Regions from separate parts of the Homo sapiens genome. Here region 1 is linked to region 2. Evidence: chromatin loops called from intact Hi-C (ENCODE). Cell type or tissue: chondrocyte. All regions are shown on one strand. Links, peaks and the distances in the headings refer to the core of each region. The heading gives the core; the rest is flanking DNA.

Region 1 (15,302 bases), core at 3,094-11,093, 100 kb after region 2:
AATATCTTAGTTGCTTTATTGTTTCATTTTGTCAATTTGTGCTTTCCAACTGATGCTATATATGACGGGCTGAATTATGACAAAAAGTAATATGTTGAAGCCCTAAGCCCTAGTGCCTCAGAATGTGACTGTATTTTGAAACAGTGCCTTTAAAGAGATAAGTCAAAAGTGAAGCTATTAGAGTGGGCCCTAATCCAATCTGACTGATATCTTAAGAAAGGTGAATAGGACACACAGAGAGCCACCAAGGATGTAAGTGTTCAAAGGCTCAGTGAGAAGTCAGCCATCTGCAAGCCAAGGAGAGAGGCCTCAGAAGAAAGCAAACATGCCAGCACTTTGATCTTGAACTTCTAGCTTCAAAAGAGCTGAGAAAATCAATTTCTGGTATTTAATCCACGCAGTCTGTGCTATTATTTAGTTATGACATTCCAGCAAACTACTACACTGTATTAACCCTTTTTCTCCAAGGACTTTTGGAAGGTTTTCTTAGTAGGCAATATGGGAAAATTGTAGGAAGTGCAAATGATCAATTAATACCATCCCATTTTGAGTGCTATATGTGTATCTTTCTGTGTTGCCCTTAGTTTTCAGGGGCAACTTTGCCTTTGAAACAGATCTACCTCTGTCTTTTGGAAATGCCCTGTGCTGAGAAGCATGTGTCGTACCTCTGAGAAATGAGAACTTATGTGTAGATACATGAGAACAAATGAGAAAAAATGAATACATGATTAGATCATGCTGCCTCTATTTCCAGATAACTATTTTAAAGGGGAAATAGCCATATATCATGAAATATCTTAATTGGGAGAATTATATAATTATCTGCATTTAATTATATTTGAATTCTTATTCTACCCCCTGGCCCAGCTTCATTAGGAATTTTCCTCAGAGATAAAAATCCCAAATACCCATTAAAATAGTTTTCCTTAAAAACAGGGAAAAAAATGAGAAGGCTTTATTAATTCCCTTCCAGCAATTTTCACAGTAGATTGGCTCTGTTTACAACTCCAATGATCACTTCTGAGGTTGGGAGATCTGAAAACTCTGACCAGGATTGTAAATGATGGCTCTTGTCCCTTTCCTCTCAAAGAGTAACAAAAACACTGTAATTACAATCGGCTTACCATTCGGTCAATGATACTCACAGCTGGCTCGGCTCAGCTAGCAGGGGCTATGGTTCCGCCAGTAAGAGACTCAAAAAGACTTCTTCAGGCAAGAAATTTGGAAACCAGAGACAGTGGGAAGCCTATTAGAAAACAGTTCATTGGGCCAGAGATTTAGCTACAATAAGAGACAAGAGCAGAGGGGCCCAATTAACTCAGTATTTTAATTTGCCTTGTGGAGTGGTAAAAAAAAAAAAAAAAAAGAGCTCAGGACTTTTGCTTTTGTTTTAGTTTGCTTACAGAACAAAAATAACTTCAACGTTTAAAAATTGGAGGGTATAAAATCATGTAGAAAATGAGAGCAATATTAAAAGACACTAGGAGAAATTATAAATTATTCCAAAGCCACTAAGAAATAAGTATTCTTTCCTATTCTGTGCTTTCTTTTAGACCTCTTCTCTCTCCCTGCACATACGTTTCTAAAATTTCATATAAAAGCGACATATTATGCACATTGTTGAGATACATTTAATAACTCCCTATGCCCCTCTCAATAATGTTCAGGCCAGACCCCTTCATGCTGATATGGCCCTTCCAGATCAACCTTGTCCAGTTTTCTGGAATAATCTCTCGTCTACATACTCATAACCCACTAGGTTCCTACCTCTCTTATCTTGAATTCCTGGAAACAACATCCTTCTAACCCGCCACTCCACCCCACTGCAATCCTTTGAAGAGCTTCAAGCTGAGATGGGAGTGTGTGATCAACTTTGTATTTCTGAAAGCTAACTGGCAGCAGCATTCAGAATGAATTGTCAAGAGTGGGGGGAAAATTAGATATAAGTAGCCCGGGTATTTATTGCACTAATTCCAGGTGAACAAAAGCTAGAGGCATAGACCAGAGTTGTGGCAGTGGAGACAGAAAGTAGGTGAATTTGAGAGATGCTTGGGAGATGCAATCAGGCATATGTTAGATGCTATCTATCTATCTATCTCCCTATCTGTCTGTCTATCATTATCATCATTTTTGTAGTTATTGTGCTCTGGCCCTTAAATTTAATGATTATGAAGCTCATGATTAAAATACATGGAGTCAGAGGCTTTGTAAAACCAGCTTAATTATTCTAGCCAGCAACATAGTTTCACTGTCAAGTTGAACCTGATCTAGCCAAAAATAGGTTTGATTTAAACTGTATCACAGAATAAATGGTCTCAAATCTTTTATATTGGTTGTCAGAAAAGAATGGAGTTAATTTTATTTGAAGACATCCTTTAATGAAGGCTTTATATCAAAAACTATAACCACTTATCACCTTGCAAGAAAATGACTGAGCTCCTGTTAATGTCATTTATTACATTTCTTGTGTAATTTTTGACCTGAGAGTTGTAATCAGCTGGAACCTCTGCCCTTCTAGCACCTTCTACATCTCCACACATGTGTGGACCTGTTTCTTGAAAAACCTAGGTAATGTCTGAGCTTTTTATTCAGGAGATTAGGGTGTGGCATGCTGTACCTGGAATTCACCAAAAGAGATGTCTTTTAAAGGTGGGTGAACACAACTAAATATTATTTTCCAAGCCACTCGGATACCATCCCATGGAGTCTAAAAGACCAACAAAAAATGGCATAAAGGATTAATGCCTGGTTTTCAAAATGAAATGAAGTACATTGTTTTTAAGACTCAATGTAATAAAATGCCCTCTGGGACCCTTTAGTGTTGCATAAATTCAGCACACTTTAAAATAATGAAAATGATAACTTTTAGCTAACAACAGTTATTAAGGATTTACTATGTGCCAGGTATCATGCTAAGCATTTTTCATGCCTTCTTTGATTACTCTTCACAGCAACACTCTGAAGTAGATACATTACAATTCATATTTTACAGATGAAAGAAATGAAATTCAGAGAGGGTAATAAACTCATCTGTGGTCACACCTTCTTCAAGTGGTAGAGCAGGGGATTGCAGTTCAAGCATTCTGACTCTATAGGTCACATCACCAAACCACAGCTGTGCAACGCTGCCCCATGCCAGGATAATACACGTCTACATGTTTTTCATCATCATGATAATTAACACTTGGGTTAATTAAGCTTGAGAACTTACACTATGTACCATTATAATCTTCCATGCCCCCAAACTTTTAGTGTCTTACCAGCCTTTCAAAGTTAGTAAGGTAGAATGGGGACCATAACCTCAGTCTTCTGACACTCAGTGCTGATGAGTGTGATGTATCAGCATCATATAATCTATTTCCAAGTCTGTACTGGCAGTCCTGAATTTACCTACTTCCTGTCCTGAATTTACCTACTCTTCTGCTCATGCAGAAAAGTAGCTGAGCATTTTACAAATTAAGGAACATTAGATTTGTTAAAGGTAATTATTTGTATGTTTTAACCATCTACCATGATGTGATAAAAACTCTTGTTCATCATAAGTAATAGACTTGACAATTTAATATTAATAACTACATTCACGTTCGATTCTCACCTATATTACAGTACACTGCCAGTAACAAGAATCTACTAACCATTTTAAGATAAAAAGATCTTACTTAAGACAATAAATTAAAATGCATCACATTCTGGGCACATGCTTTAATCCAATTCATGAATGCGTACATTTCTCTTCTCTATGGAAAATTGGGTGATTTAGCTATAACATACAGACTTTTCTGTATGCAATAAATTTAGTTTCTGGTTCTTCCTAAACAGTGGAGATATCTCCAAAACACAACTTTTTTATTCATCCTGAAAGAAAAATATAAAACATAAGAAAAATATCAGCTTTGGGGGTGAAGTAATCTTGGTGTAATTTTAATCTTTTTTGAGGGTTTAGCTTTGCCTAAATTAAATATACTCTAACGTGGCTCTTCATATAGCTATTTGCTGTGATTTTATATATAGACATAGATATCAATATAGATTTAGATATATAGAAAGAGGAATCAGGAGGCAAAATTTAAAGAGCCAAAAGCAGGAAAACAAATGTCCCTGTACCAGTACGTTGGGTGCCCTGTGGCAGATTAGATCATAGCCCTATCACTTCTTACCCAGTGCCAAGGGATTTGCAGTACCTCCCACTGGTCAAAAGTAGCAGTGTGTCCTTTCAGAGCCAGGGTGTCAAATGTTTCCACATACCCTCCTACACTTCTGCTATTCATTATTAGAAGAACATATACCAGGTAGCCACTGATCTAACAAGGCTGGCAGACTCATGAAACTGACTCCTTGAGTCCCCTGAAGTGGACCACCTAGCAGCTTGAAGCAGAGTCATCCTTGCTGACTTGCAGAACAACAATCAAGAGAAATAACTGTTCCCTCTTTTAAGCCACTGAGACATTTAGGTTGTTTCTTATGCAGTATTATGGCAGCAATAGCTAACTGCTAAAACCCATAAGATATACCTAAAATAAAGGGATGAGAAAAAGAGTGATCTAAAATTTTCTGTCTGCTGCTGTAAGTGAATGCTCCTCTCCATCAACAGTGGAGAAATTGATCAGTGCCACTGCATTCGGAGCCTGGAGGGGACAACCACTTTATTTTAAGAGAAAATACACCATCTGTGTGATATGTATAGAAACAACCTATGCTCTTCTTTTGTAAAATTCTTTGGGAAAACCATTCATCAATAGCAAATGCCCTTGTGTATTCAGTCTGATTCTGACATAAAAGATGAATAATGGTAGGCATTAGTATCAGTTAATATTTAGCTCGCTTCTGAAAATAGCCATAGATGACTTTAATTGAACCATTCCAAGTCACATGTCCCATTTTAATCTAAAATGTCTCCCTGAGATTGGCATGATAACTTCAAAAATCTTAAGGGAAACATAATCCATGGGAAATAGAAGCTGTTAAGGTTTTGTGAGATATTAGCACTTTGCATAAGAACCAAGGTACTCACTGTACCCAAGGGTTTTCCATCAGTTGAGCTGCAGTTCATTGAGAAGAGTAGGCATCAGGAGCATCACAAATCTACACCTCACTTTCTCATCTACATTCTAGTGTCAACATGCATTGTGAGTTGGAAGCATGGCCTGGTATGATTCACAAGGAATGCTTTACAATCTGTGTCACTATACATGTCACAACTATAGAGAGATAGAGATCCAGGTTTGAATCTTGGATTTTCCATTTATTAGAAAATTACATGGGGTGGTTTAAATTCTATGAACTTTAGTTTCTTCAACTGTAAAATAAGAGATAAAAATAACTCTCTAGTAGAGTTATTAAGAAGGTTAAATGAGATAATATATAGAAAGTACATAGTAAGGAGAACTCACCTTCTTGGTACTATAAAGCGTGCCAACCATAGCCATTAGTTGTTTGTGCTGTTCCTGAATACAGCCCCTGTGTAACCTTATATGGTGTGTGGTATTCTTCTCCCTGGGGATGTGAGTATATGTGACTAATAAATGGCTATCAATGTCATCTGCCCAGTATGTATAAGGTGTTGTATGTTTAGTCATCCCTATAACTCTTGGGCAAGAACCCGTCTCTTAACAATGTGTTGAACAGGGTATGATCAAAAGAAATAAGCACCACATTAAAAATAATGAATGGTAATTGATGTTATAATTTTCAAGGAAAATAAACCCTAATATTGCTTTCCAGCCGCCCAGAAACACCTTTACAGTTGCTTCTCTCCAAAGCAGAGGGGTTGCCAGCTTCTGTACTGTCCAGAAGCTGACATTTGGAGCTAGGGATAGGGAAGAGGAGTGAGAGCCATAACTGCAGCAAAAAGGGGCGTTTGGCCTATGTGATTCCTGATCACTGTGGCCCACAATATAAAGAAAACAGAAATGAAAGTCCAGTTCCATAGTCACTATCACTATCTCAACATCTCTAGGATCTCTTATGCCACCGTGATCTTATGCGATCACCTCAGGGACATGTCAGTGTTATTGACAGTGTATTCCTGGAAACTTCCTGGAAGCTTCTTGGCCTGTGAGCCCAGATATAAACCCAAAAGTAGATGAGGGGAAGCTTGAGCTCAAAAAGGACCTCTGAGGGTTCTTAGAAAGCTAGAGACGGAGATAGTATATCCTCAGTTGTTGGTTCCTGCTGCTTCCTGAGGAACACTTCTTCATGAATCTTCAGTCATTACACTAAATAAGAAGCAGGGGTGTATTGTTCACTGTAGCCTTCACAGTACTTAGTATGATGCCTCACATTTAAAGGACTTTCAACAAACTTGTGTTTAATGAAATATTATTTGAATGAATGCGAAAGTGAAATGAATTTACTGTACACTTAATACAATAAAAGTATAAGAATTATAAAATATGGTCCCTAAAATTAAGGAAACTGCAGTATTTTTGAGAAGACAAAACCCCAGAACTATATGAAGGAAGGGGAAACTCAGTGTGCACAAGGAGAATTGTTGGTGACTCCTTGAAGAAGGTAATAATTGAGTCTGAAAAGAGAAGAAATTTGGTCAGCCAGGTGTGAGAACAGGGTGAGCAAATACCTGTGCTTTCGCATTTAAGAATACTCTACATGTTTCTTGCCCCTTATTTCAAGAAGGAAAGAAACATGTAGATAAATAGGCACATGTTGTCCTGCAAGAAATGCCTGTGAGCCTTTCAAATAAATTGTCTTTTATGCATCGTACTGAAAGTATGCAAATTAAATCAAAGGATTTCTCATAATAAAAGATAGCAATTTTGTCCCAGTTACCTTTTGAACAACATTATCAATGTTTGAATTTCCGATCTATGAAATGCAGTGTACCCAGTGTGACACTAAAATACAGTAGATACAATGTAAATGAATTCCCATCTCAGAAATAAACTCATGAAAAGTGTCAGTTTTCCCTTGATGCTCTTGTTCATTATTTGCAGAATAAAAAGAGAGTCATGGTATAAAAAAGACTTGACAAAGCAATGTTGAAGCGACAAATATCTGAGGCATAGAGTTGAAATGTGGCATAAAATATGATCACTAAAGGAAAATAATGATACCTTTCAAATAAAAAAAAAAAATCCTCACTATAGAAATAGAAAAATGGTATTCATGCTGTTAGGAAGACATGAAGTCAAATTCATTCCTACTGTTAAGGTGTGGTTCTATGTCAAAATATTAGAACTAGAAATTGAAATATAGGTTTAAGAGCCTGGATTAATGGACGAAAATCACGTTAGTAAGCTAAAAGAAGTTCCTAACCTTCAGGATAAAATAAATTGTGTTTGGAGACAGCATTCCAACTCCATTGTGAACAGGAGAGATACAGAACATTCACTGATAATTTAGAAGTGTTTTATGACTGAGGTAAATAGCTTCTAGGTATCATTTTTTAACATACACACATGTGCATTCATGCACACACACACAAACACATGCACTGTTCCTTAGTTACTATTTTGAAATAGAGACTTCATTTTTAAACCAAATGAAAAATATTATCTTTATGTCTGATTAATTTACCTCAATAGCTCACCCTCACCAAAAATTCTGAAGGATACAATGCTTTCCTTTAGTTAGAAACTTGAGATAACTAACATTGTGTTGTATTGATTAGTCTCTTCCAGGGATTAGGAATTTGTGATTTGGGCTTAGAGAGTCTCTGTCATGGTAATACAAATGCTTTTTGAATTAACTCGGGGAAAGGGGTGAATGCTTTTGTAGTCATTGTAAGGCCATGCTATTAGTTTATGAAAGAAAACCAAAATTAAATTAACATGAGGAATAGTTGTTTCTCAAGACTTTCAGACTTGAGACTTAGGAAAGAAATTAAACCTTATGGTATTGTGATGTGTTTGAATTTAAATATCCCTAAAGGGAACAATTTACTGCTTGGAATAGAACCCCTCTCTCATTCTTCCCCTTTCTGAGTGAATGGGAACCAAGCTCATCCCCCACACAATGTCCAAGCTTTTGGACACTGAGATCAGAGCAATATCAACAAAGCAAAGGATAAAAACGTTGCCAACTGATGCCCACGAGTATCAAATTTATAGGGCATAAAAAGGGGAAAATAAGAGACTAAGAGTTGATCATATTCTTGGTAAATCTGGTGGTTCCCCAAATTAAAAAAAGTGAACAGTGGGGACCTGAGTAAAAAAGAACTAAAGGGGAAAAAGTTTCAGAAGTAGGATGGGAAACAAGCAACAGAATGTCCTGGTGAAAGCTCCTTCTAGGAAGGACGCCTTCCAGAGTATTACTTGTTTCATGGGCGTTACCTAAAACTGGGTATAGGACCTGGTGCCAAACACCCTATTCCCCTCCTCAGCTCTCTACTCCTTTGGAGTAATCTCTCAAACCCCTTTAGGTAAGGACATTGAAATTCTTCTTTGAATTCCACTTAATATAGAAGTGGATTTCCTTTATTCCTGATTATCAGTAAGCAGAGGTAGCACCCTCACAACAAACCACCGGTCAGGAAGGAGCTTCTCTCTGAGGCCAGACACACAGTGGGAAGCACAGAATGATTCCCTCCAACCTGCCAACTTTTCCTCAGAGAGCAAACCTGTGAGCAGAGAAAAACTAGTAGTGCAGGGCAGTTCCTTCTTTGGTTGCTATGCTTCAGTTATGTTTTCCAGTTACAGAACTATTTCAACATGAAAAAATAAATCAAGAAAATCAGTTTGGGCCCGATCTGTGGGATGGCCAACAAGTCAAATATCGAGTAGAAAACCTTGCCCAAGCAGTCAATGCCTTGCATCAGGCACCCTGAGCAGAAGGTCCACAAAACTGTACCAGCCATCAGGTGGAGGCCCAAAATACAGATGTTCAGTTCACTCCAAATGGAGTCAAAGCCTCCACAGCAGTTTCTCATGTAGGTCATTACCCAAGGAAATTTAGCAGGAAATGGAGATGGAGAAGAGGGAGTAAGAGTAAGGGAGAAAAGGCTAGGGCAAAAATGGTGTGAATTCTGTGGCCTTTAGAATTTAGTCCAGTGGGTCTCAATCTTGACCACGCATTAGAATCACCTTGGGGAACTTTAAAAGTCCCAGTGCCCATGCCACACCTTGGACCAATTAACTCAGCATTTTGAAGGGTGGGACTCAAGTTAATTTAGGTTCCTCAAGTGACTTCAATGTGCAAGAAGATTGTGAACCATGACACTGGTCCATTTTTATGTCAGAAAGCGATGGGAGGCTGTGCACGGTGGCTCATGTCTGTAATCCCAGCACTTTGGGAGGACCAGGTGGGAGGATCACTTGAGGTCAGGAATTCGAGAACAGCCTAGCCAACACAGTGAAACCCCGTCTCTACTAAAAATACAAAAATTAGCCAGGCATGGTGGTGGGCACCTGTAATCCCAGCTACTCAGGAGGCTGAGGCATGAAAATTGCTTGAACCAGGGAGGCAGAGGATACAGTGAGCCAGAATTGTGTCACTGCACTCCAGCCTGGGCAACAGGGTAAGATTTCATTTTTTAAAGTTGAAATAAAAAATGAGACCTGAAAAATCAGATACAAGAGGCAAAATTAAGCCTTAGAAATATGATCAGTCTCCATAGGGTCAGTAGAGTGGAAGGTGAGTGTACAGGGAGGTGAATTTGGGTAAATAACTTTGGATCAGACTGTAGTAAAGTTTCAGGTTCCAGAGGCATCTTTATATAGTATCAGGTGTGTAATTAAAGAGATCTATTGGTTCTGAGAAATCAGAGGCACTGCCTTAATCCCAGTCCTTGGGATTTCCAGGTGGGCCATATATCGATGAGTAGGTGACTTAGGTGAAATGGCCTTTCCTGCTTTTCCTCTAGCTGAATGGTGAGAACATAGATTGTGTCCAGCTGGGACAATTCTTCCTTTAGTTAATCATACCCCTAATGAATTTCAACCATATGTCTAGGGATAAAATTCCCCCACCCAGCATGTTCTGCAGGGGACAACAATTGGTGCTGACCTGGTGAGCAGAAAGAATCAAGTTTTCTCATATTTCAGAAATACCTTGTCTTTTTCTATTGATTGGAATAGTTTCAGAAGGAATGGTACCAGTTCCTCCTTGTACCTCTGGTAGAATTCGGCTGTGAATCCATCTGGTCCTGGACTCTTTTTGGTTGGTAAGCTATTGATTATTGCCACAATTTCAGAACCTGTTATTGGTCTATTCAGAGATTCAACTTCTTCCTGGTTTAGTCCTGGGAGGGTGTATGTGTCAAGGAATTTATCCATTTCTTCTAGATTTTCTAGTTTATTTGCGTAGAGGTGTTTGTAGTATTCTCTGAGGGTAGTTTGTATTTCTGTGGGATCGGTGGTGATATCCCCTTTATCATTTTTTATTGCGTCTATTTGATTCTTCTCTCTTTTTTTCTTTATTAGTCTTGCTAGCGGTTTATCAATTTTGTTGATCCTTTCAAAAAACCAGCTCCTGGATTCATTAATTTTTTGAAGGGTTTTTTGCATCTCTATTTCCTTCAGTTCTGCTCTGATTTTAGTTATTTCTTGCCTTCTGCTAGCTTTTGAATGTGTTTGCTCTTGCTTTTCTAGTTCTTTTAATTGTGATGTTAGGGTGTCAATTTTGGATCTTTCCTGCTTTCTCTTGTGGGAATTTAGTGCTATAAATTTCCCTCTACACACTGCTTTGAATGTGTCCCAGATATTCTGGTATGTTGTGTCTTTGTTCTCATTGGTTTCAAAGAACATCTTTATTTCTGCCTTCATTTCGTTATGTACCCAGTAGTCATTCAGGAGCAGGTTGTTCAGTTTCCATGTAGTTGAGCGGTTTTGAGTGAGATTCTTAATCCTGAGTTCTAGTTTGATTGCACTGTGGTCTGAGAGATAGTTTGTTATAATTTCTGTTCTTTTACATTTGCTGAGGAGAGCTTTACTTCCAACTATGTGGTCAATTTTGGAATAGGTGTGCTGTGGGGCTGAAAAAAATGTATATTCTGTTGATTTGGGATGGAGAGTTCTGTAGATGTCTATTAGGTCTGCTTCGTGCAGAGCTGAGTTCAATTCCTGGGTATCCTTGTTGACTTTCTGTCACGTTGTTCTGTCTAATGTTGACAGTGGGGTGTTAAAGTCTCCCATTATTAATGTGTGGGAGTCTAAGTCTCTTTGTAGGTCACTCAGGAGTTGCTTTATGAATCTGGGTGCTCCTGTATTGGGTGCATATATATGTAGGATAGTTAGCTCTTCTTGTTGAATTGATCCCTTTACCATTATGTAATGGCCTTCTTTGTCTCTTTTGATCTTTGTTGGTTTAAAGTCTGTTTTATCAGAGACTAGGATTGCATCCCCTGCCTTTTTTTGTTTTCCATTTGCTTGGTAGATCTTCCTCCATCCTTTTATTTTGAGCCTATGTGTGTCTCTGCATGTGCAATGGGTTTCCTGAATACAGCACACTGATGGGTCTTGACTCTTTATCCAATTTGCCAGTCTGTGTCTTTTAATTGGAGCATTTAGTCCATTTACATTTAAAGTTAATATTGTTATGTGTGAATTTGATCCTGTCATTATGATGTTAGCTGGTTATTTTGCTCGTTAGTTGATGCAGTTTCTTCCTAGTCTCAATGTTCTTTACATTTTGGCATGATTTTGCAGTGGCTGGTACTGGTTGTTCCTTTCCATGTTTAGCGCTTCCTTCAGGAGCTCTTTTAGGGCAGACCTAGGGGTGACAAAATCTCTCAGCATTTGCTTGTCTGTAAAATATTTTATTTCTCCTTCACTTATGAAGCTTAGTTTGGCTGGATATGAAATTCTGGGTTGAAAATTCTTTTCTTTGAGAATGTTGAATATTGGCCCCCACTCTCTTCTGGCTTGTAGAGTTTCTGCCGAAAGATCTGCTGTTAGTCTGATGGGCTTCCCTTTGAGGGTAACCCGACCTTTGTCTCTGGCTGCCCTTACCATTTTTTCCTTCATTTCAACTTTGGTGAATCTGACAATTATGTGTCTTGGAGTATGACTTTCTTCACATAATTGGAAAAAACTACTTTAAAGTTCTTATGGAACCAAAAAAGAGCCCGCATCACCAAGTCAATCCTAAGCCAAAAGAACAAAGCTGGAGGCATCACACTACCTGACTTCAAACTATACTACAAGGCTACAGTAACCAAAACAGCATGGTACTGGTACCAAAACAGAGATATAGATCAATGGAACAGAACAGAGCCCTCAGAAATAACGCCGCATACCTACAACTATCTGATCTTTGACAAACCTGAGAAAAACAAGCAATGGGGAAAGGATTCCCTATTTAATAAATGGTGCTGGGAAAACTGGATAGCCATATGTAGAAAGCTGAAACTGGATCCCTTCCTTACACCTTATACAAAAATCAATTCAAGATGGATTAAAGACTTAAATGTTAGACCTAAAACCATAAAAACCCTAGAAGAAAACCTAGGCATTACCATTCAGGACATAGGCATGGGCAAGGACTTCATGTCTAAAACACCAAAAGCAATGGCACAAAAGCCAAAATTGACAAATGGGATCTAATTAAACTAAAGAGCTTCTGCACAGCAAAAGAAACTACCATCAGAGTGAACAGGCAACCTACAAAATGGGAGAAAATTTTCTCAACCTACTCATCTGACAAAGGGCTAATATCCAGAATCTACATTGAGCTCAAACAAATTTACAAGAAAAAAACAAACAACCCCATCAAAAAGTGGGCAAAGGACATGAACAGACACTTCTCAAAAGAAGACATTTATGCAGCCAAAAAACACATGAAAAAATGCTCACCATCACTGGCCATCAGAGAAATGCAAATCAAAACCACAATGAGATACCATCTCACACCAGTTAGAATGGCAATCATTAAAAAGTCAGGAAACAACAGGTGCTGGAGAGGATGTGGAGAAATAGGAACACTTTTACACTGTTGGTGGGACTGTAAACTAGTTCAACCATTGTGGAAGTCAGTGTGGCTATTCCTCAGGGATCTTGAACTAGAAATACCATTTGACCCAGCCATCCCATTACTGGGTATATACCCAAAGGACTATAAATCATGCTGCTATAAAGACACATGCACACGTATGTTTATTGCGGCACTATTCACAATAGCAAAGACTTGGAACCAACCCAAATGTCCAACAATGATAGACTGGATTAAGAAAATGGGGCACATATACACCATGGAATACTATGCAGCCATAAAAAAGGATGAGTTCATGTCCTTTGTAGGGACATGGATGAAATTGGAAATCATCATTCTCAGTAAACTATCGCAAGAACAAAAAACCAAACACCACATATTCTCACTCATATGTGGGAATTGAACAATGAGAACACATGGACACAGGAAGGGGAACATCACACTCTGGGTACTGTTGTGGGGTGGGGGGAGTGGGGAGGGATAGCATTGGGAGATATACCTAATGCTAGATGATGAGTTAGCGGGTGCAGCGCACCAGCATGGCACATGTATACATATGTAACTAACCTGCACATTGTGCACATGTACCCTAAAACTTAAAGTATAGCAATAATAAAAAAAAGAAATGCCTTGTCTTATAAATGACATCTTTATTTACCCAAAAAAGAAATAATTTAAAACATTGACATCATTTCCATCATTTTCATACTGTACTCATTCCATACAGGTAAATCTGGTTTTCAGTTTCCCACTGAAGCTCTATTCCAATTTATTTCTTATTATTATTGCATGTGGGTCTCTAGAGACACTAAGAATCATTTCTTTAAAAGTTATATTCCTTGAAACCATTGTGAAACAATTCCAGAAACAGTCCCATCCTCACTAGAATTAATAACAAACCTCTCACTCATCCCACCATTCTTAGTAGAGTCCAATTTTGAGTCCCAGCCATTGAAGCCTTCTCCTTAAATCAGCAGTCAGCAAATTTTACTTGGATATCTAGGCTTTGGGTTTAAGCATTAGGTTTAATTGAAAAAAACACACAAAGAAACAAACAAAAAAAAAACAGAAAGGAAAAGAAGAAACTAGTCCTCGGCTCAGCAAATTAATCTGGATAATCCAAATACAAATCCTTTTGTTAGGGACAGATTTGAAAAGCCTCAATCAACACAAATGGAACCTTTCATAAAAGCTTCTCTCTGCCACATAATATTTCGCTCTCTTATTCTTAAAAAGCAGGCCTTTCCAATGAGATGCCTAACACTCTGCATTATTTAGTCTTTTTAATCCTTTCTAAAGTTTTACTACATTAAAAAATAAGATCAAGGAATTGCAGGTGTCACAATAATAACATGTTTCTACAATTTGCAAAATTATTCCTGAAATTGCATACTTTAGCCTATTACTTCCTTTATTTATGCTTATAGTTATCCTTTTCTATTTTCAATTGTCATTCTTTCCTCTCCCTTTCAACCCTTTCTTCCTTCTCCCCTTTTGCTGCCAAGTACAAAGCCACCTTAGAATATATTCTAGAGAAATACATCTTTCCTGATTTTTCAGAGACAGATTCTTTTCATGAAATCCTATCTCGTTTTCAATGGAATGTCGCATTTGGTTTATAGGATGCTTCAAGACTTCTCAGTTTCTTTGGAGCTGGAGATGAAGGGAAGAATGGAAACTCATAACTTGGAGGAAGTTTCCTATTTTTATCTGTAATGTTCAAGTTGACAGTTCTCCTTATAGGTGACTTTTATCACTTTAAAAATTGGAGGAGGACAAAGATTGGTCTATTTCCCTTCTAAAGAAAAAAAAAAGCACAGCAATTTTGAAAACTCTGTCGAAATAATGCTTTCTCAAGGACAGATTGCTTCTTTTATTTCAGAGGTTTCTGGAATTCCACAGCACTCTTCCAGGAGAACCGCCTAGTGTCCAAAGATTGGAAACGTTATAATTCAGTTGGAGGCCATACACTCAGGAAAATAAGTGGTTAGGCCCAGGAACAACTATCATGATGAAATTTAGCATTTGTAATCAACTTCGCCAAGAGCTATAGCTCAGCTTCAGGTCAAGATACAGCCAATCTTCATTTTATACAAATGATCTCAGAAGAAATTATTCTGGTCAATTGAATATGTAAACTAGGTTATTCTAAATGTGGTTCATTAATTGTATACAAGCACATACCACACTGTATAGTGAGTATCATCCTGTGCTTTTCTGTCTCCATCAAATAGCTGTTTAATATTAAAGTCAAGAACTATGTTATATTTATCTTTGTTGGCACATACTCAATGTGTAGGAGACACAAGCACAAGTTAGGCATTGTTTTAATGTGGCAAGCAATGAAAAATGCAACTCAAATTGGCTTAAATAGTAATCTGAGCAATCTAGAAGTAATGTTAAACTGCAGATAAAGCTTG
Region 2 (15,302 bases), core at 694-8,693:
CATTTCTGTAAAGAGTGTCAGAGAGAGAATACAATTTAAAATTCAAAGAATTTCCTTTACATGAAAAGTGTTCTGGAACATATTGATTTTTAAATCGCGTGCCCCTATTTCTAAAGAAAGTTAAACTGAAAACACCATAAATCATATTCCCCCCTGTATTTCTATAACATTTTTAATATACATAGAAAACTTGTACAAACCATCCATCTCTGACCCAGAGGGGCCACTAAAGTAGATGTGAAGGTCATGGTCCTGCAGTGTTAGGCTTCCTTCTGTAGTTCACTAATCAAAAGTTACAAATATAGCTTCTGATCCCTCCTTTTTCTCTCTCCCTCTCTCTGTATTGGCTGTCAAGAGAAGGCAAGGGTAGCAACGAATCAGCTCTTTATATTAAACAGCATATTTTGCTGAGCTGGACTTGACTTCTGGTTGCTACAAAACAAATCTAAGTTTATATCAGAGGTGACAAACTCCATGCCCTGTCATTTATCCTTTTTATAGCATGGGTGACACCAACAGTCAACAAGTAATGTTGATGACTTGTTGATGAATCAACAAAAACAGAAAACTTCCAAATCTAGAGGTTTCCTATGTCCATAGTTAGTCGTATTTTAATTAAAAGACAATTAAATTAAAAACAAATTCCGCTGTTATTTACTATATAATTTTACTTTATGATTACTACAGAATTTTTTTAAGACACCCCAAATCCCAGTGCCAACAGAGATAGCCACTGGTAATATTGAAGTATATCTTACTGTAGAAATGAGTCTATATATGTATATATTTTTACCAGAAAATATATCATACCTTAAACTCATGTTTATACATTTGTTTGCCAAATAAATCTATTTAATATATTGAGATTTTACTATGCATTAGGCACCATGCTAAGGGCTTCATAAATGCTATTTCACTTAATCGCAACAATACTACAATGTAAATAACATCAACCCAATTATACAGTCGATGTATTGGAGGTTCAGGTCCATAATCACATAGTCAGCAAGTAGAAATGCCTGGTTTCAAACCCAGATTTGTCAACTCCAGATTTTATTTTTTACTATTCTACTTCTCACTTTGTGCATCTGAAATTTTTGACTAAAATTATATTACAACCATAAATCATGATAATATTCACCTACAACATTTTAGTGTCTGACTGATATTCCATTGTATAGATTTACAAAATATTTTACCATTCCTCTCTTGGTAGACATTTGAGTTTAGTTTTGTTTCTTTTCAATTTTTCACTAATATAAACAACACTACAATGAATATCCAGGTAGATAAATCTTGTTGCTCAACCTTAGTTATTTCCTGAGGATGAATTTGAAGAATTAGAGTCACTGGAAAAATGAAATGCAAAAATGTTATGCTTTCAATAGCATGCCAAATTTCCCTTCAGAAAAACGACACCAAATTACATACCTGCTATCCACATGTATCTATGTTTGTGTTCTAAAATCTCCTTTAAAAAACAAAAACAAAAATTAAAAAAAAAAAAAACTTTAAACCGCAATCTTTTAAATCACAGTATCATAACGTCTAAGAGACAGAAGATATCTTAAGAGTCATTTAGTCTAATCTCCTGCATTATGGACATACTTTTTCATGCAGCATTCCTGATCTGAGGTATCTATCGTGCAATTTGTAGAAGGTGGGACAGAAAACAAACAAACAAACAAACAAATCTTAAATATCCTTAAACTACAAAGCAATTTTCTTCACCTCTGAGCAATGTAACACTGTTCAAACTGTTCTAAAATGCATCCAGAATAAGAGTGCTTCAATAGAAATGAGGAAACTTTGGCAGGCTTTCAACATACTTGACACAGGTCAAGAAATAATCAAGATTTTTTGGTCATTCTCCACTTGGAATGGGTTTGCTCTAGGTGTTGGCAGCTGAACATACATGTCTTGCTCTAGGCAGTTGCTTAGCAGTTTGGTTTTCTTTTGCTTTTGGGAATTCAGGAAACAGAGGTGGGTGGTCAGTGGGAGAAGGTTGATTGTCTAGAGACCAAAATGAATTAAATACTTTATTACCTTTCCAGTAAAGGGGCTGTGAGTCTAACTGTATGTGTGGTTCCCTCCACCACACCCTAAATCAAAAGTTCCATCCCTGGAGTCTCTTTAATTCTAGAGACACTGAGATTTAGCTCATACAGAAGGAGAAAATGACCTTCAACTGGATAAGCTTTCCTTGAGTACCCATTAGATACAAAACACTGCTGGATGTTGCAGTGAGAACAAACAAACAAAAAGCACAGGGAATACTCATATGTGAGTGAAGAGATAAATCTATAAATATATAAGTTCCGCAAGTGATTGGCAAATAAAATTCTGAGAGGGCAAAGAGAGGGGAAAGATTTCTGCCTCGAGTCAGAGGACTGGGGTAGCGGAAAAAAGCTTTAGAAAAAAAGGTGGTATTTGTAGAGTCTGGAGAGGCGGGTTCCTCTGCCCCAAACTGGTGTCTACTGCAGATATGGTAAATAATTAAAATCATGAAATAAGAACATCACTAAAACCATTAATTTGACTTACTCTTAAAACACACGCGCGCACGCGAGCGCGCTCGCACACACACACACTGGCGTGCGCGCGCTTTTTTAAGGGGCCTATAGACTCCATTTCGGCTGCAGGTTAAAGTCATCCCAGGAAGGAGAAAGGAAAATTGAATTCCACCTTCTTCTGATTTAGAAAGCTAGATTGGTTGAGGATCGGGATCAGGGACCACAACTCAACCCCGAAACTTTGGGCTTCCAGAACTGCAGGGGAAACTGATTCTGAGATCAGACAACGGACCCTGGGGCGGGAGGGGGGTACCTTATTCATAACCCTCCCTCACAATAGCGGAGCACAGTACTCAGCACCCAGTAAACACTCATTTGTCGAATTGATTTTAAGCCTCCGCTTTTCCCCCAAGGAGGGCAATCAATCCCTTGCACGTTTTGCTCCTTTCACCAGCTTAATTCAGCTCTGATCTCAGTAGTTAGAAAAATAGGAGAAAGAATGGGGCCATAGCCTGCTGCAAGTAGAGCTGTGTAAGGGGGTGCGAGGAAGGCAGGCGAGAGCAGCAGAGGGAGTTAATACTCCTACCTCAGCTGGTCTCCGGCAGCCAACGCTCAGCCCCCGCCTCCTCTCTCCATTCCGGACCCCGCAACCGCGAGGCGAGAGAGCAGCGCCGGCGAGGCACTGGCTGGGCTCTGACTGTCACGTTAATTCCCTGCTGCTTTTTCTAGTCCCCAGCCGCCTCGCCCCTCCTCCCTCATTCCCAGCCTGGGTTTGGAGGCGATTTCCCTCTATTGACTGAGCCGACTGCATCTCTGGGCAAGCGGCGCTTTGCCTCTCTCCTGTCTTTGTCTGCTCTTCCTGCAAGGCTACGGCGCCTGGAGCAGGGTCTGCAGCGGCCGCCGCAGCAACGCGAGCCAAGTCGTGCCCCGCACGGCCGCCCGGGGCCGCACCCTCGCTCGGTGGCGGCGCCCGAAGACGCCAGCCGCGCCACGCACTGCCTGCGTCCCGCGCCCCAGCCGCCGCGCACCAACGCCGCCGCCTTCGCCGGGAGCCAAGCCCGCCGGGCCGGCCCGGTCCCAGGTGGGCAGCTCGGCTTGCAGCTGGTTGGAGGTGGCGGCCGCTGCAGCCCTGGCAGCGGGCACACCCCTAAGCATACGCACCCAACGCCTCCTCCCTGAGCCACGAGGATGGAGCAGCCACCCCGGCCCGGGACTGGCGCAAGGTAAGGTGCAGCCGCCTGTTGCTTTTCGCAGAGCGCGGGATCATCCCTCTGCCCGGGTACCTAGGCCGTCCCTCCAAGGAACAAGTAGAGGAGAACTATTACACCAGTTCTAAGCCGTGCCTGTCTAAGCCTCCCTGATCCCTTTTGCGCAGACCCTGGGAGAGACCTCCTCCTGGAGAGAGAGAGTCGACCCTCTTCGCTCCTGTTCAGCCGGCTGCTATACAATAGTCTGCAAACTTTTGTGACCCCTTCCCTGCGCGGTGCTCACCCCGTGCTGTGCAACTTGCAGGTTTAGTTCTTGCCCTTCCCCCAGCCCCTCTTGCCATATGCATCTGCCCATTTCTCTCTGTGTGTTCTTGCCAGTCGACTTTTCACTCCCCGCAGCTCTGGCTCCTGAGGCGAGGGTTTGGGACCCAGCAGTGCTCGTCCTGCCTCTAGGAGCTGGGTAGGGACAGAGAAGGTGAAATAAGAGAGGTGGGACATGGAGGATGGCTGCGGCCACCCCTGAAGCTTCGTCCAGCGCGATGGGAGTCAGTCCATCCTTGCACACGCCACCCCCAACTCGGCAATGAAACCTTTGGAGTGGCTTGCGGCTGTGCGCCGTGGGAACTGCAAGTGCAGATATGGGTGGGTGAAGTAAGTGGCTCAGGGAGGGAAAGGCTGCTCGTGCGGTGGAGGAGGAAGCTGAGGGTCGGGTAGATCTGCCCACGGTTGAGGGAAATGAAAAGGTACTGCTAATGTGGGCGAGCGGCCAGCCCTGAGAGGCCATCTGACGAAGAGGAAAAGGGATTTGAGTCCGGAGGGCGCTGGCCTGGGTATGTAAATACAGATGGGGGAGGGGCTGGGTACCTGGGGGCGCGTGGAGACAAGGAATGGAGCCCCGGAATGCCGGGCCCTTGGGTACTTGGGAAGGCAGGCTGCTGAGTGCCTGGGATGGGGCGATCTTCCTCCCCAGAAGCAAACAAACCTCCCCGCGAGAATCTGAATGCGTTGGCATCTTGGGTGGTGACTGAATGGTCAGATCGTGGACTAGGGATGCTTCTCCAAGCTCTAAGAGGACCATAGTCTGCTCTCTTCTCTGGCACCCGCTTGCTTCTACGCTCCTTCACCTCTGCAGCCAGGTCGGTAGACCCACGCCCACCTTCCCTGCCAGGCACTCAGGAGTCAAGGATGTTTCCACAGCCGCAGTGTAGGAAGGGGACTCCTGCCTCCCAGGGGGAGACGTGTGTGCGGGGTAGAGGGGAGTCCCCAGCGCGCGGCGAGTAAACAGGGGTCCAAAGTGGTTGGAGGAGAGCGCAGGAGCGGAGGCTGCGGTGGGAGCCACTTTCCCCCGCCCCTCCACAAATCGCACCTGGGCGGAGCGAGGGAGTGGGGGGAGCCCTGTGCTGCGCCCGGGAGGCTGGGGAGCGCAGAGCTGGAGGGCGTGCAGGGAAACGCAGAGCTAGGAGGTGTGGGCCTCGGGTGAGGGGAGACCCAGCTCTTAGACCTGGGAGCCCAGACAGAGGTGGATCTGCCCACCTTGCAGCTCCCAGGTAGATTCTTCTTGTGGCTCCAGATGCTCTGGCGAATGCAGGAGGGGGAGGCTCTTTTCTCCTTTGCACCCCAGCAATCTGGAGTGCAAGACCGTTTGCGGGAGGGGGCTTAGTCGGCTGTTTCGAAGAGGCAGCCTCCCCTCCCTTTTATCCATCAAGCCCCCTATTTCCTGGTGGGGGCACAGTGACTGCCAAGGCCAGTAAGCACCTCACTTAACCCTTCTCTCCCTGAGGAGGTGCATGCTCCTCTCCCAGAGGTGCCTTTGGCTGAGAGTGGATCCCTGGTTCCTAGTAGCCCTATAGGGAAACATTTGGAGGTTGGGTGGGTTTGGAACCCTGTACAACCTTTAGGTCCTCCCTGTTCAGACCTTCCACGTGCAGGCTTTTCTTACTTTCTCCGCGGGTGCCCTACAGAGGACTCCTGCTGCCTTGTACCAGTTGGGAAAAAGCAAAATTCAGAGCAGTTCCTTTTTCTGGGTCCCTCGCCTTGGCCACATCGGAGGAAACGTCGACTCGCCAGGGCTCCCGGGAGAAATCCCGAGGTCAGTCCCTCCCATTCTGGGGCACCCCTGGAGCAGCTAGCTCCCTGCCTAGCGGTGGCAAACTCCAGAGCCCCAAGGAGCAGAACGGGGATTCCCTGTGCGCAGGCTCCTGGTGCAGCTCCTGAGCACAAAGGCCACACCCTCACAGACCAGGCCTGGTGAGAGAGCCGGGCTTCTTCAGAAGTACCTGGATACCTGAGGTAGGATCCTAGACTTGAAACTCGCACTCCACGAGATTTAGCTCTGACCCCCCCAAGGCTCATTTCTTTCTGGGTGCTTATCTATCGCCTGAATTTGCGCTCTGGCCACTTCTTTTTGCATGTAGAAACAAATTAGACCATGTTCCTTGGCAACTTGAGGAAAGACTCCAAATCCACACCAAGGTGGATTTATTTCAGGTTGCTGAACTGTTCTGGGGAGACAAATAGTAATGTAACAATCAGTGCTAGCTAGCAGTTGTGGAGTTCTTACTATGTGCCAGACACTATCTTTGATGTTGTGTGTGTTTGTGTTAGATTTAACCCTCACAACAACCCTGAAAAATGGGTAGAGTTATTTATCTCATGTTATAGATGGAGAAACCCAGTATTGAAGAATTCAAGTTATTTGCTTATTGACATTCAGCCAGGAAATGGTGGGGCTGAGTGGTCTGGTGATCAGAGAACACTGAGTGTGTCCCATACTCCCAGCCCTATTTGGTACTAAAAACCATTTGTCTGGAAGGAAGCATGAGTGAGGCCCCTCACCCTTTACTCCAAACTGCAGCGGCGTACTATAAGTGCCAGTCCTGGCCTGTGAGCCCCTGTGACTAGAGTATTAGGGAGACTGATGTTACATATCGCCTGTCTCAAAGTTTGTTGGGGTACACCTTGGTATAGTGGAATACTAGTAGAGGAAATCGATTTGGAGAACTGGCTACTGGTAATGGACTTCTCTTCTGAACCTTTTGTAGACATTCCCTTTTTAAATAGGAAGGTAAATGGAAGGAGGGATCCAAATATGAACAGAGATTTGCTCTGTAGTCAAAAACTAGAGGCAGTTTTATGTAGCAGTTGTATTCTGCAAATGAAAGCCTCTCTCTGAATTGAGTCACATAATTAGTTAGAGCTAAGAGGGATCTCAGATATTATCCCACCCAATCCAGACTCAGGGAGGAGATTCAATGCTGAGCTCAAGGCCATTTGGTGCATTTGTAGCATAACTAATGCTGGAACCACTGCCTTTTGACCCTTGCTCAAATATGGTACCATTATACATAAATAAATTATGCTCACTCCTGCTGTTTTTTTAACATCTTAAAATTAATTAGGAAAAGGCTTTTTATTTTTAAAAAGACTGTTTTGCTTATTTTCGTATAAATGCTTCTCAATCAGCATAACCAGAAAAACTCTATATCATATATAATGAATAAGCTACCACAAATGTGACTCTTTTTGCAAAAATAAAACATTGCAGAATATTTGTAAGCCTTCAAATCAACAAAAATTAACTATGCAAACCTCTGGATGATTCTAAATAAGATTAAATGATTTCTAATGATTTTAGCAGTCTTCTGTTAGATTGAGTTGCTTCATCCTTCTGCACTCCCAGGTATTTGTGAAAATAACAGGGAATTTTTCCTATCACAGGAAACATTCTTTTGAATACAGTGGCATAAATTCTTGGATTTCTCCTGGATTCTTGACTTTTCATTAAAGTTTATGCTGATGTAAAGCTGAGGCAAAACAATATATTTCTGTACTTGGGGCTCAGAAAGAGGAAAAATAGTTCTTTGTCACTTCCGATAATATTTGCCACTTCCTCGCCTACCTGGCCCCTTCAACAAAGGGGACTTTCTGCAGTCACTTGAGGATTTCATATACCTTTAAGCGTTTTTGTGGGACAAAGTTCTAGTTTCCAAGAACACCTCATGTCTTTTCTCTGTAGCTGTAGTACCAGGATGTCCTCCCCTTGGAGACAAACCAACAAAAAGTCAGCCAGGGTAAACAGGGAGGAGGGATAGAAGAATCCTGTTTTTCAGAATCAGATCAGCGGGGCAAGAGTCATAGACAGATAGTGGAAACCTGGTGCCTTTTAGGTCACCTGGAATAGGATTTCCATCTCTAATGCTGTGGCACACTAGGACCTAGGCCATCCTATAGTGAGGACCTAGGCCATCCTATAGTGGAGGAAGAAAAGAAGAGAGTGAGGCAACAATATTGTCAGAGGAGGGATGAGGTGGAGGAAGATGGAGGTGAGGCTTGGCTGCTGAGGCACCCAAGTGTGACCAAAATGCCCACAGAGAGCCAACGTGCACTAAGAGCTGCTCCTCCTCTTCCTTTTTTTCCTACCCTCGACCTCAGTCTGCGTTTTGTGTCAGGTTGACTGTTCTGAATCCCCAAGACCCCAGTTATCTCAAGGAGAAGCATTCATTTTCCGGAGAATTCATTAGAAGTCAATTTTGTTTTTATGCAAGTAGGAAAAACTTGCACAGCTGCCCCACTCTTCAGGAAGAGCCATTCAAAACCAGATCATCCAGAAGGGTGACCTTCTGGAGGTGGGGATACCGGCTTAGTTGAGTTGCAGCAGTGTTAAAGAAAAGAGACATAACACTGAAGTTAAGTGTGACAATATCCAAAAGAAATGGTCTATGTCCTAGGAACCACAGGAAGGGGAATCCTTTGGAACCTGGGCAGACATTCTGGTTTCCAATTCCCAGTTTATTCAGGGGAGCTCTATCCTCATCTTACTTATGTGGTCCAATCCCCTCTACTTATTTTACTGTGGCTGCTAGGTGGTGCAATATCAAAAGTCCCACATGACACGTCTGCTGGGGAGATTCTTTGGGGTGTACCTTTATCTTAAATCATATAAATATGAGTTCATTGACATTTAGAATAACAATTATTATTAAGCAATATGCTCTAAGACAAAGGATATGGAAAAATAAAAACTTTTATTCAGAACACAATGAATAGATATGTTTATACAATACATAGTATGAGTTAAAAGTCTTGGGTAAGATATTTGAAAAAAAATAATCAAGATTCGGAATATCTGATCTTGATTAATTTTAATAGCAAGAGAAGCTAAATAATAAGGTTCTGTAGAAAGAGTTTGAAGAAGATACTGGAAAAAAAAAAAAAAAAGCTCAGAGTAGGACCTGAGAAGCTTTACCCTTATTGATTTTATTTAAAAAAATATAAAATATCTTAATCTATATTTAGATTTGAATAATCCATAAGATTAATAAATTTTGTATTCATTTTATTATCTGAAGATTGTGACTTTGATGAACTTTATTTGATAAATGGTTTGGAGCCATGATGGAAGCTCTGAGATGTTAGTATATATCTACATATACTTTATAAAAACTTAGTGAATTAATACATCTCAACATGATAATGACATATGAAATGGCCATTTCATATGAGAATGAAATCTGGAATCTTCTCAAAAGCTGATAGGCTTGAACATACTATTTCTCCACCACAGGTGGTAAGTTAATAGTAAGGGCCATTTAGTTCTTTCAAAATAGATAAATGAGTAAATACTAAAAAAAAAAAAAAAAAATCCTCCACAAATAAAAACAGATTTTATTCTTTAGGAGGATAAATGAACAGATTAGGAAAGGTTATGAAATTTACAGTTTCATTTGATCCTAAGCTCTCTAAGCTACCTTTTATGTTAATACTTGTCCAGTGCAAATGTCACTACCTTTTCAGACAGTTTAAAAAATGCTTTAGGTGCCTTTTATTAGAAATAAAATGGAAACAAATATTATTTAAAAATGTGAAGCTATTCTCAACCATGGAGTAATATTTGACAAAGTGGTAAGTATGTTTTCAAATACAGATTAGTTTCCTTTTATTCTCTTTTCCTCCTCTACCCCTCCCCCTCCCTCCCTGCGTCCTTCCTTCCTTCCCTCCCTCACTCCCTCCCACTCTTCCTCCCTTCCTTCCTTTCTTCCTTTCTTCCCTTCTTCCTTCCAATTTTAGGTCATTGATAGAAGAAGTATTCAGTAACTTACTGGGAGAGACTGCTATAATATTTCAGGACAAATACGTCCTCTGGCGAGGACAGTGCTGAAGGCACAGTGCATAGTTCTCTAAAGCTAAAGCACAAAGGTCATGAGGTCTCATGGCTTTCCCCTGAGTCTTCTAACCTGAGCTCTGATTTGGAGAAATAATCATTGTATAGGCCTGCTACAGAGGGCTCCCCCTGTTAGCGGTGACTAAGCAGTATGCTTTCCCTATGCTGCACTGGGAATTTATACACTGAGAAGAGTCCTGGTCCAGGCTGCTGATCTTCTCTAGATGTCTGGCCATCAGGGATTATTAAGTGGAATACTTTTCACCCTTTCCACAATTATATTTAAGCTTAGGGTTTCAAAGTTTTTATTTTCCTGCTGCTATGTGTTGTGTGGTTTTTTATTGGGGTGGCTAGTTTGTTATTTTAACTGTGGCTCAGAAACAGTGTCTGTTAGTAAACTGAAAATGATTCCCAAAGGGAAGATGTACTGTGGACTGTTGATACCCAATGTTTCTGCTACAAAACCTGTGAAAGGGGTATGGTGTGTGGCCAGCCAAGTCAGGAGGGCCAAGCAATTGGCAGCAGACAACAGCAGAGAAAGGTGGGAAAGGTGGGGGCAGGAGAGAAAGAGGTGTAAGAGAAGCATGGCAAAAAAAAAAAAAAAAAAAATCTATCCAAAGGAAGAGAACCCAATACTTAGCACAGTAAGACTAAGAGATATCTGATAGTAAACCTAAACCAAAGGATAAGGGGAAAAAAAAATCCCATAAGAATAAGAGAAGACAAAAAAAAGAGAATGGGAGTAATAAAGACTGAAAGAAGAGGGCTTATAAGGAAGAGGAATGTACTAAATAATACCTCATAGCATAGATCAGTTCAAAGGCAGCCTAGCTCCCCAGCCAGAGGGCAAGGTCTCTTTCTCACATATCAGAGTGCCACATTAATGTGGCTTTATCAATCTCCAGGCCAAGGTCTTCTACTCTGATTTACTCCATAGTGCCCTTTGACAGTCTGACAAAGCCTGCGGGCCCTGGAATGGTGTTTAAATGCATAAAATATAATACATAAGATTATAGCACAAACCAATTTTATTGAAATATCTGTTTATCGACTTATAAAAGAAACCACTGTTACTAATATATGTGCCTCTTACATAATAATGCCTCTATAACAAGATCTTGTAGTGGGACTAGTGGCTACTATTGTTTCGAAGTAGGAATGGGCATAAATGCTACTATGAGATAACTGTGGCAGCTGTATTGTGATATGAAAATATTTATATTGGTGACATAATCACTAGTATGGCTACTATTGAGGTTTATGGCCTGTGTTCAAATGGGAATGAGATGGTACATTGCCATTTAAGCTTCACAAACAAAGTTGCGACTTTTTTTTCCATGCAAGTTCATGGATGCCTTGAATTCTATTGGTGGATGCCTTGAATTCTATTGGTAGATGCCTTGGAGGTCTCTAACCCCAAGAACTGCAGACAATGGTAACCATAAAATTTATCATTTCCCACTGGGACACTTTGGAGAATGAAAGGGCTCTCAGTTGTTTTTCCAAGACAGTAGGTATAAATCAGGACAGGCCCGGGCAAATGGTAATACAGCTGCTTTAGCTCTCTGGGATCTTCTAGCTGTGTTAGCACTTTGGGATCTTCCTCCCCAGACCAGTTTTCACTTCTCTGGCTCAGGGAATTGGCTTTTTCTGCTCTGTTCTTAGGGATCAAGACTGTGGATACTGGTATTGGAAAGTAGAGAAGACCTTCAGCTGGAAAAGGATCCTTTATCAGGGCCACAACCAAGATATGGGATGCCTTTGTGAGAAATGAAAAATGTGCCTCCTTGGAGAAGCAATAGCCTCCTGGATCCTGGCCCGATGAACATTCGCTTGTGTTTTAGCTCCCAGTGGCCCCCTTGGCTAGGTTCACTGTAGCCTTGGCCAATATCACCTGAAATGAGGGTGAATTATCAGACTACATTGCATTTCAGCCAAAAGTTTCAACTTCCCCTCCAACAATTTCTCTTAAGTAGACTTGCCAAAATAGTTTTTAAAGATTCACTTCGTTTCCCTTCCCACTTCCCAGTTATCAGGAAATGGCTTTGGCACAGGCAGGTAGATGGAGAACCATGGGAAAAGGTCAGGATCTGAAGAATTTTTAAAGTAGATAATAAGGCCCTAAGTGATAAAGAGGGAACTGTGGTCATGGAGTGTTTCCTAAACAGATGGCTCATGTTATCCAGTGTTGGGAGAAGATAACAGAATGTCCCTGTCTTGGAAATTAGCATGTTTTTGTTTGTTCTATTTGATGAAATAGAACCTGCTTAGTAGAAGAAGAAAACTCTTCTAAGAAAGGCTTTGACCTTGTAGGGGTGGCAACATCTCAGAAAATGCCCTCTTTTTGTGCACATAGACTATTTGGGAACCAGGCAACCTAGTTCTAGTTCCAGCTTTGACTCTAACCATCTCTGTGGCACTGGGCTGGTTACATCAAATGTTCTGGGCTCTACTTCCCCCGTAAGAGGGAAATTAGGAGTTAAATGGTTTCTAAAATCCCTTTCAGTTATATGGGTTTATAATGTCAAGGATGTGTCTGACATTGTTTTATTTTTACTCCATATGATGTCTTCTCTGTTTAAGTTGACTCAGACTCATTTCTTTGCTTAGGGCTTCCAGCCCTTATATGTTACAGATCCAACAATGATAGATGGACACTCTGCAGTCCTGAGGGTCTGTTACATCTGGAGCACTTCTGGGAGCCTACAATAAAAGGATGAGGGGGAGTGACACAAAAAGAGCAATAGCTGACTGGTAAAGGGACAAGGTACAAAGGGGTGAAACAATTAATAACTTTTCTTGCAGCAATAATTGCCATGCGGGCAAGATGTTGGAAGATGAAGAAGGTTCCTAAGATTTTGACTATGTGCCCATCTTGTGTCCAACTCTTTATAACCATATGATCATATTACTCTCTGCTAAAAACCTTTAAATCACTCCTGCTTGCATATAAGAGGATTACATCCTTAGTATGGCTTAATAGATCCTTGTTTAGCAATGGGCAGGTCTATGCAAACCTATCTCAAAGTTCAAGGAAGCTGAGAGGCTGAAGAAAGAGGCTGACAAATCTAGTTTATCAGAAAGAAACCTATAATTGGGACTTCTGAACAGAAGCCATATCTGTATCTCGGGCGATGGCGAGACAAGATGGTGGATCCCCGAGCCGTTACCCCCTAGACCCAGGGTTTATATATGGTAGGAAAGGGGTGATTCAGAAAGGATTTGTAGAACTATTGAAGTAGGGTAACATCAAGTTTGTTTGACCTAAGGGCAGGATTTATAGTAAGTAAGTACCTGTTCTTACACAAGGAACATTAGATAAGTGGGAAATCTTAGAGGCCTTCCAGGAACTGAAGTTAATCAGAAGTCAACATGGTGGATTAGCATCCAAGATGGAGTTGCTTTGGCCTCCACAGTCCTTTGTCACCTGGCTGTTACCTGTCGCTTTACCTGCCATTTTCCTTGGCATACCCTGTGCTCTGGTGTGTTCGAACTGGCCTGTGCTGACGATTGTCCACATTTTTTCTCTCCAACTCTGTGATCAGATATTGTGTTGGCATCATGAAATCAGCCATGGTAGGAGGATTTACACCACTATTTATACTACAAAGCAAGCATTTTCCCCTAGAAAGCTGGTTGTAGAGTTTACAAGCATATACCACTGCCCCTGCCCCACCAAAAGACTTGATGTTCCTGCAACAGAAAGCGCTCTTTCACATCTGCCTCCACTGCCATTCCCTATTGCTGACAGTTTATCTGTCCTCCCCTCTCTTCTTCCTTTCTCTTCTTCTCTCTCTCTCCCTTTCTTCCATCTAATTATTCATCCACCTACCCATCCACCCATTCATCCAAAGGTAGCCCGACTAAGTTCTAATTAGTCGGCCATTTAATAGCTGAGTGAGTGACTGTGGGAAATTTTTCTAACCTTTAGTATGCCTCAGTTTTCTCTATGTGAAATGGGTATAATAATAGGTAGTTGTGAGGCTTAAATGAATTAACATGAACAAGGTGCTTTTTAACAGTATCTGGCACATGAGAAGTACTACTTAAGTTATTATTATTAGTATAGAACAAAATATTATTGATTGCTTACAGTGTACTCAGCACTGAATATGCACATATGAAAACAGGTTTGTAAAACAAGCATAAGAAAATGTTCAAGAACCCTGAACAAAGCCTGGTTATTCCAGGGGTATCAGAATTGACTTCATGGTCAATTTTTCATGGAACCAGGGACATTTGAACCGAATCCTGGAAGATGATTACATATACCCACAAAATTGATAAGACAGATAGGAATATCCCAGGAGGAGGGAAAGCACAGACACAGGAAAAGGGAACAGAATAATGACTTGTTAGGGTTTTATGCAGCTGAGCATGAGGTCACAGACAGAGGACATCTTTGATCAGCTCTGGGTTATGGCAAGATCTTCCAGGGAGTGAGCTGCAGTTTCCTTTTAGTCCTTTTTTTAAAATTTTCCTGTTGCCTGCACCAATATAGGGAACTTTGGGTTTTCCAAAAAGTGTCAGAAATCCATATTTTTATGTGTAAGCTCCTAATGTTTTGTAGAACTAATTCAATTAAAACATGGTAGAACTAATTAAATTAAAAACAAAATAAAACAAAACAAAATAAAACACATATGCAGGCTATATTCAGCTTTCCACAGCAAAGTGGAGCCCTGGGTTGCCAAGCTTGGTTAAAGATGATAAGCTCTGCAATTGAAATTTCTTATTTTGAATATGATTCTGCCATTAGCTGTTGACCACAGGTGAGAGTTTCTTCAGCTCTCTGAGCCTTGGTTTTCTGCCAGATGGCTATATTTCTTGTCTTTCATGCCTTGCTGTGAGGAGCTTTTTGGATGATGGAGATGAAAACCCTTGCAAAGAATCAGACAAGTGTTAGAATTCTTCCTGGGTCCTAGCATGCTGTGGCAGAGCCATACACTCAGTACCGCCCTACGCATGGTTTAAGTCACCCAAAGATACCTGAATGTCCTCACCTGCCTTGTTAATTTTAACAATAGATGGGGGAAGAAAAACGTAGGTGTAGTTTTCCCCTTTATTCTGTTAAAAACATCACAAGGAGCTTGACATTCCATTTTGAATGTCTGTGTGTCAAAGATCCAGCTAAGAGTTATTTATTGATTCTGCATGGATTCAGGGTGACAGGGAAAAGGTTCAATTCACCTCGACATGGTGTGTGTTGGCTGTTCCCTTGAGATGGGGGGAGGATTCTCTGAAAAAGAATCTGCTGCACTACTTGTTAGTAGGGATTATGTCAAAATCTGCACTTGCATTTGCGTAATTTCCCATCTTTTGATCCCTTTCCATTCCAGGTTGGCTTTGATCATAAAGGCTTTTAAGGAAATGATCAAACCCTATAAAAGTCAAATTATTTCTGGTTGAGGGGCTGAGCTT

Evidence for each region. Hi-C counts contacts between places; a loop is a spot of excess contacts. Peaks named below come from ENCODE experiments on the same cell type or tissue, not always from the same donor. Only the 100,000 strongest peaks of a DNase experiment are listed, where the experiment ranks them.
Region 1: it touches region 2 in a loop (2.0-fold over the local background); 3 of 110 quality-filtered maps call a loop at or near these places.

The regions. Positions count from the first base shown.
Region 1 is chr3:26,718,181-26,733,482 of GRCh38, forward strand. No RefSeq gene overlaps it. Among named protein-coding and RNA genes, the nearest start is that of LRRC3B, 100 kb to the left of the region's middle. In chondrocyte, for the core only: no CTCF peak of the experiment used is centred there; no DNase peak of the experiment used is centred there.
Region 2 is chr3:26,619,502-26,634,803 of GRCh38, forward strand. It overlaps LRRC3B (leucine rich repeat containing 3B), which reads left to right and starts at 3,271. Exons shown (of 2, transcript NM_052953.4): 1 at 3,271-3,736. LRRC3B-AS1 (LRRC3B antisense RNA 1) reads right to left here and starts at 3,262. Exons shown (of 4, transcript NR_183726.1): 1 at 3,100-3,262; 2 at 1,432-1,471; 3 at 201-347; 4 at 1-5. RefSeq lists enhancers at 2,605-3,120, 4,713-5,682. In chondrocyte, for the core only: no CTCF peak of the experiment used is centred there; DNase peaks (open chromatin) are centred at 3,181, 3,720, 4,460, 5,832 and 1 weaker place.